Linked DNA regions of Homo sapiens: region 2 is linked to region 1. The links are chromatin contacts, found by Hi-C or POLR2A ChIA-PET in ENCODE. All regions are on one chromosome and are shown on one strand. The core of a region is the stretch at or near the end of the contact, and the rest is flanking DNA. Distances in the headings are between cores, read along the strand shown.

Evidence for each region. A loop is a pair of places that touch in the nucleus more often than their neighbours do. ChIA-PET counts read pairs that join two places held with the same protein, here RNA polymerase II (POLR2A). Pooled maps may share reads with other maps.
Region 2: a map of naive thymus-derived CD4-positive, alpha-beta T cell shows a loop between it and region 1 (4-fold over the local background). The contact joins the promoter of RPN1 here to the promoter of RAB43 in region 1. A Hi-C loop is called at or near these places in 1 of 168 maps with a recorded cell type or tissue (naive thymus-derived CD4-positive, alpha-beta T cell), 1 of 37 single-sample maps with no recorded cell type and 12 of 50 pooled maps. POLR2A ChIA-PET finds 5 or more read pairs at or near these places in 3 of 52 experiments (PC-9, activated CD4-positive, alpha-beta memory T cell and activated naive CD4-positive, alpha-beta T cell).

The regions. Positions count from the first base shown.
Region 1 is chr3:129,120,413-129,123,112 of GRCh38, reverse strand. It overlaps RAB43 (RAB43, member RAS oncogene family), which reads left to right and starts at 1,309. Exons shown (of 3, transcript NM_198490.3): 1 at 1,309-1,827. The coding sequence starts at 1,624. All of the region lies in intron 11 of ISY1-RAB43 (ISY1-RAB43 readthrough), which reads left to right. RefSeq lists silencers at 1,080-1,299, 1,320-1,499 and an enhancer at 2,280-2,700.
Region 2 is chr3:128,649,405-128,652,104 of GRCh38, reverse strand. It overlaps RPN1 (ribophorin I), which reads left to right and starts at 1,287. Exons shown (of 10, transcript NM_002950.4): 1 at 1,287-1,565. The coding sequence starts at 1,305. RefSeq lists enhancers at 814-893, 1,054-1,323, 1,994-2,063 and a silencer at 1,574-1,843.

The sequences.
Region 1 (2,700 bases), core at 60-2,559:
CCCATCTTCGGAGCTGGGAAGCCCAGTCCTGTTGGATCTAGTATAAGCTTCTTACAGATGTTTGGGTCTCCTTTCTCTGAGGCGCCCTGGTTCACTGGGCCAACTCAGGAGTTGGTCTGCCCTTCCTCAGAAATCCCTTCAAGTTTTTCTGTTCCTCTTCCTAGACTGGTGCTTTTTGGCTGGGTCAGTTTCCCAAATGGGCCTGTAGCTGCTCTGAGCTGGGTCATCCAGCCGTTTAGCAGCTGCTTCAACCACTGCTAGGCTGCCTTTTGGAGACAAGAGCTCCCAGCTCCTCCTTCTGGCCTAGCTTCCCATCAAATGGGGCCCTGGGTCCTCTCCTCACAAGGATTTTGGGCTCCTCCGCAGTTTTGTAGCCAGCCTGGATTCTGGCCTTCTGCAGCCTGCTCCCTCCCTTCCCTTCCGCCCCTGGGAAGAGCGACCCCCACCACTCTCGGAGACTGCACTGCCCGCCTGTCAGAGTGGGCACTCAGGTGACACTGCTGTGGTCGTCCCCTTCCTCCGTGATCCATTCCGGAGGGGGTCATTCTTAGTCTAGGCCTGCAGGCCCGGAGCTCCAGCCATGGTCTCCGCCTGTCCCTGACCGGCGGTCTGGGAGGCAGCAGGTAGGGGATCCCGGGCAGGCGGACCAGGCCTGGGTGGGGGGCGAGCAGGAGGCGCGGGACAGCACCTGGGGGTCCCAGCTGATGAAGGGTCGGGGTGGGCAGCGGTTTGGGGGCCAGACGGATCCGCGGTGTGGGCGCGCCGGGGTGTTGATGGAGGAGGGGCCGAGGTGCTGAGGGCGGGGTCGGGCTGGGGTCGGGGCTGAGGGCGGAGTCGGGTGGGGCGGAGTCAGAGCTGAGGTGAGCCTGAGGGCGGAGTCGGGGCGGGCTGAGGTGGGCCTGTGGGCGGAGTCGGGGCGGTGTGCTGAGGTGGGCCTGAGGGCGGAGTCGAGGTCGGGCTGAAGGCGGAGTCGGGGAGGGCTGAGGTGGGCCTGAAGGCAGAGTCGAGGTCGGAGCTGGGGACGGAGTCGAGTTCGGGCTGAGGGCGGAGTCGGGGCGGGCTGAGGTGGTCCTGTGGGCGGAGTCGAGGTCGGGCTGAGGGCAGAGTCGGGTCGGAGTCGGGGCGCGCTGAGGTGGGCCTGGGGGCGGAGTCGAGGTCGGAGCTGAGGGCGGAGTCGGGGGCGGGGACGTAGGCGGAACCCGGGTCGGGCTGAGGTGGGCCCGAGGGTTGGGCTGGGGGCGGAGTGGGTGCCAGCCTGAGGGCGGAGCCGGGGGCGGGCGGGGGCGGGCTGGGGCGGGCCTACAGGCCAGACTGGTGTGGCACGGAGCTGAGGACCGGCCGGAGCTTTGCGGAGGGCCCGGCTTGGCGGGTCCGGGGGGGAGCCGAACCCGCGGGGCACCGGGTCCGGGCGGGGCCGAGCCGGGCCGGGGCGGGAGCCAGCCGGGGTGGGGCGGGGCCGAGGCCGAGGCAGGCGGTCGGCAGTGCTGGGGGTTCAGGTGTTGCGGCGGCTCCACGTAGCCAGGCGGCCCGTGGGCTGGAGCGGGCGGAGCTCGGCCCGCGGCTTGCGTGAGCTCAGGCCGGTCCCAGCGTCCAGAGCGCCGGCCCTTCGGCTTCTTCTAGGCCATGGCAGGGCCGGGCCCAGGCCCGGGGGACCCGGACGAGCAGTACGATTTCCTGTTCAAGCTGGTGCTGGTGGGCGACGCAAGCGTGGGCAAGACGTGCGTGGTGCAGCGCTTCAAGACCGGCGCCTTCTCGGAGCGCCAGGGAAGCACCATCGGCGTCGACTTCACCATGAAGACGCTGGAGATCCAGGGCAAGCGGGTCAAGGTGGGAGGCCGGCCAGGGCCCCTGGAAGGCGCTCCCTCGGAGGGTGGGGCGGGGGCAGCGGAGCCCCTGGCCGCGGCGAGCGCACCCCGCGTCCATCTGAAGTTTCCTTTGGCTTCCCCTTTTTCCTTCCTCGGGTCGGAGCAGGCCTGGGCCCCGGGGTCTGGGCCGGGTTCAAGTCCTCAAAGCGCCGGCCGTGGGTTGCTGGGGGGGGGGGGGGCGAGGGAGTGTGGAGGAGGCGGCCCTGCCCTCCGGAGCTCACACCCTAGGAGGGGACTGTGCTCCAAAATAACTTTAGCCATTGGAAGGCAGGGGGTTAGACTCCCCTGTTCCAGGTACTAGCGGAGCGCCTTGGAGTGCGGAGATCAGACCCCCCACCTCCATCCACCGCGATGGCAGCCCCCAGCTCAGCCCACCGGCGGGGCACTCAGCCAGAGAACTGCATCCCCACCCCAGGACTAGGAGCGATCAGGAAGTAGTTGCTTTTAGGACCAGAGGGCCAAAACTTTTTGTCAGAATTTCCGGCCTGGCCACGCCTCCCTGCAGTCTCTTTGTGGACCTGGTGGTGGAACTTTACTCGACTAGGGCCAGCCCCGGTTCCCTCCCCCAGCTGGAGTTTGATAGAAACTGAAAACTTCACAGATACCGGAAGGTGGGGGAGAGAACCAAGCTTTGGCAATGGCTCCGAATAAAAACAGCAGGATGTGGTTGCCACAATGTCCTGGCAGTGGTTTGATAAATATTTGTGATGAATGAAATCAGAGTTTCTTAACCTAGGTGTTAGTACTCCCTAATCAACCAGGAGATCCTGGGCTGAAGGCACTCAGTAACTTTTCTGAACCGCACTGTACAGAAATCTTTGCTTGCTTTCATGGT
Region 2 (2,700 bases), core at 38-2,537, 470 kb after region 1:
ACATTTTATTTTTATTTTTTAATTTCCTTTTGAGAGGGAGTCTCGCCCAGTCGCCCAGGCTGGAGTGCAGTGGCACGATCTTGGCTCACTGCATCTCCTGCCTCCCGGGTTCAAATGATTCTGGTACCTCAGCCTCTGGAGTAGCTGGGATTACAGGCACGCACCACCACACCCGGCTAATTTTATTTTATTTATTTATTTATTTATTTTGAGAAGGAGTCTCACCCTGTCGCCTAGGCTGGAGTGCAATGGCGCGATCTTAGCTCACTGCAACCTCCGCCTCCCAGGTTCAAGCGATTCTCCTGCCTCAGCCACCCCAAGTAGCTGGAATTACAGGCGCCTGCCACCACGCCCGGCTAATTTTTTGTATCTTTAGTATAGACGGGGTTTCACCATGTTGGCCAGGCTGGTCTCGAACTCCTGACCTCAGGTGATCCACCCGCCTCGGCCTCCTAAAGCGCTGGAATTACAGGCGTGAGTCACCGTGCCCGGCCTAATTACTAAACATTTTAGTAGAGATGTTTTGAAACTTTGCATATATCCTGTTTCGGCTTCAAGTTCTGCCTACTAATTTTAGCATTCATCCGTGGATGTTGGGGAAGGCCAACTTTTACTTTCTCAATCTGAGCAAAATTTCACTGTTTTAAGGAGCAAAACGAGCAGAATTATTGGACAGGAAGAATGGTAGGAGAGAGTAGAGACCTAGGCAAGGGCCGCTCCTGTAAAAATTAGGTAAGTGAAAACTAGTAATAATAAGTACACTCGCGGCTGGGCGCAGTGGCTCACGCTTGTAATCCAGCACTTCGGGAGGCCGAGGTGGGCGGATCACGAGGTCAGGAGATGGAGGCCACAGTGAAACCCCATCTCTACTAAAAATATAAAAAAAAATTAGCCGGGCGTGGTGGCGGGCGCCTGTAGTCCCAGCCACCCGGGAGGCTGAGGCAGGAGAATGGTGTGAACCCGGGAGGCGGAGCTTGCAGTGAGCTGAGATCGTGCCACTGCACTCCAGCCTGGGCGACAGAGCGAGACTCCGTCTCAAAAAAAAAAAAAAAAAAAAAAAAAAAAAAAAAAAAAAGTAAGTACACTCGCACTACGAACAGAAGGATATCCCGAGCAGCTCTGAGAGGGCTTTAGCAATCAGGCGCCGGGTCGGCTTCCCGGTTGCCCCGGAGACAGGGTCCTTCCTTGTTCGGCGCCGCCATCTTGTGTCACCAGCCCTTGCCCAATGAACGGCTGCTCAGTGGCGGGAGGGCGGGCTACCGCGCCCGGGCCCTACCCGCCCTGGCGCACTGCTCTTCCCGGTCATGGAGGCGCCAGCCGCCGGCTTGTTTCTGCTCCTGTTGCTTGGGACTTGGGCCCCGGCGCCGGGCAGCGCCTCCTCCGAGGCACCGCCGCTGATCAATGAGGACGTGAAGCGCACAGTGGACCTAAGCAGCCACCTGGCTAAGGTGACGGCCGAGGTGGTCCTGGCGCACCTGGGCGGCGGCTCCACGTCCCGAGCTACCTCTTTCCTGCTGGCTTTGGAGCCTGAGCTCGAGGCCCGGCTGGCGCACCTGGGCGTGCAGGTGAGTGTGGGCGACCCCTCGCCGCCGCTCCCGGGACCCTTCCCGCCTCCCTTCCTGGCGGTCCCCCGACTCCGCCCGCGCCCCTCTAGGCCTCAGGAAATGCGGAGACCCGGGCGGCGGGCGGGGCACAGGGGGTCCGTGGGATTGCCTCGGGGCCCGCGAGGAGTCCTGGGTGGCCAGGGGCCCCGGCGCCTCCGCTGCCCCCGGTGCGCGCCCGCCCTCCTGCCTGGGCCACGTCAGCACCGGCCTGCCCCCGCGCGGGTCGCTGCTCACGTGGGCAGCTGCTGGGATCCGCGGCCGACCAGCCTCGGAGCTTGCCCCTGTTTGGGCCGTTCTCGGCACCGCTCGGGAGACCTCGGGCCGGTAGAACGCACCTCCCTTCCGTAAGGCGAGCGCGGCAGCCCCTCGGCCCGGTGCCAGCGGGCGCCAGACTTCATTTCTCACGGCCCGACGAGGTGGCTCAAGTAGAGGACAAATAAATGAATTAAAGTGAATTTCATTCTCTTAATTCAGTATCTGGTCCGTTGTAGGTGCTTCTTTCTAGACATAGAGAACCATCAGAAATGTAACAGGTTTCGCATTTTTAAGTTGGTAATCACTTGAAATCCCTATGAATGTGATGCATTTTAAGGTTCCTAGTGAACGCTTTCTAAATGTTAAAACTCTTTTTAAAGTTAGTTTTAAAACTCCTGCACGTAATATAAGTTCTCTTATGCTGTACAGAAAAGGAAAGTCCAATTTTCTCCCTTCCCCCTGCTGCTTCTCATTCTTACACCTCGGCAATAAATGGCTGTGTTTGGCTTAAATGTTTCCAGGTATTTCAGTGATCACCAAAGAAAATGTTGGGTTTGGGAGTAAAGGGAATGTACATACACAGAGGTTTGGTTTTTATTACTATTGTTGTTAAACAATTTCATTAAATGATTACCTAATTATTTGTTGAGAGAATAGTCATTATAGTGTCACATTTCTTCTAAGCACACTTCGTTCTCTGACTGAATATGGAGCTATAAAGATGGGTTTATAGAGATTACGTTTCTGAAATGACTCCTATTTTCTTTCATGCGTTGTCCATGATGAAATAAAGTTTTACTCAAAGGCTTGTGGAAAGATAGATCAAAACTTCATGTAAATT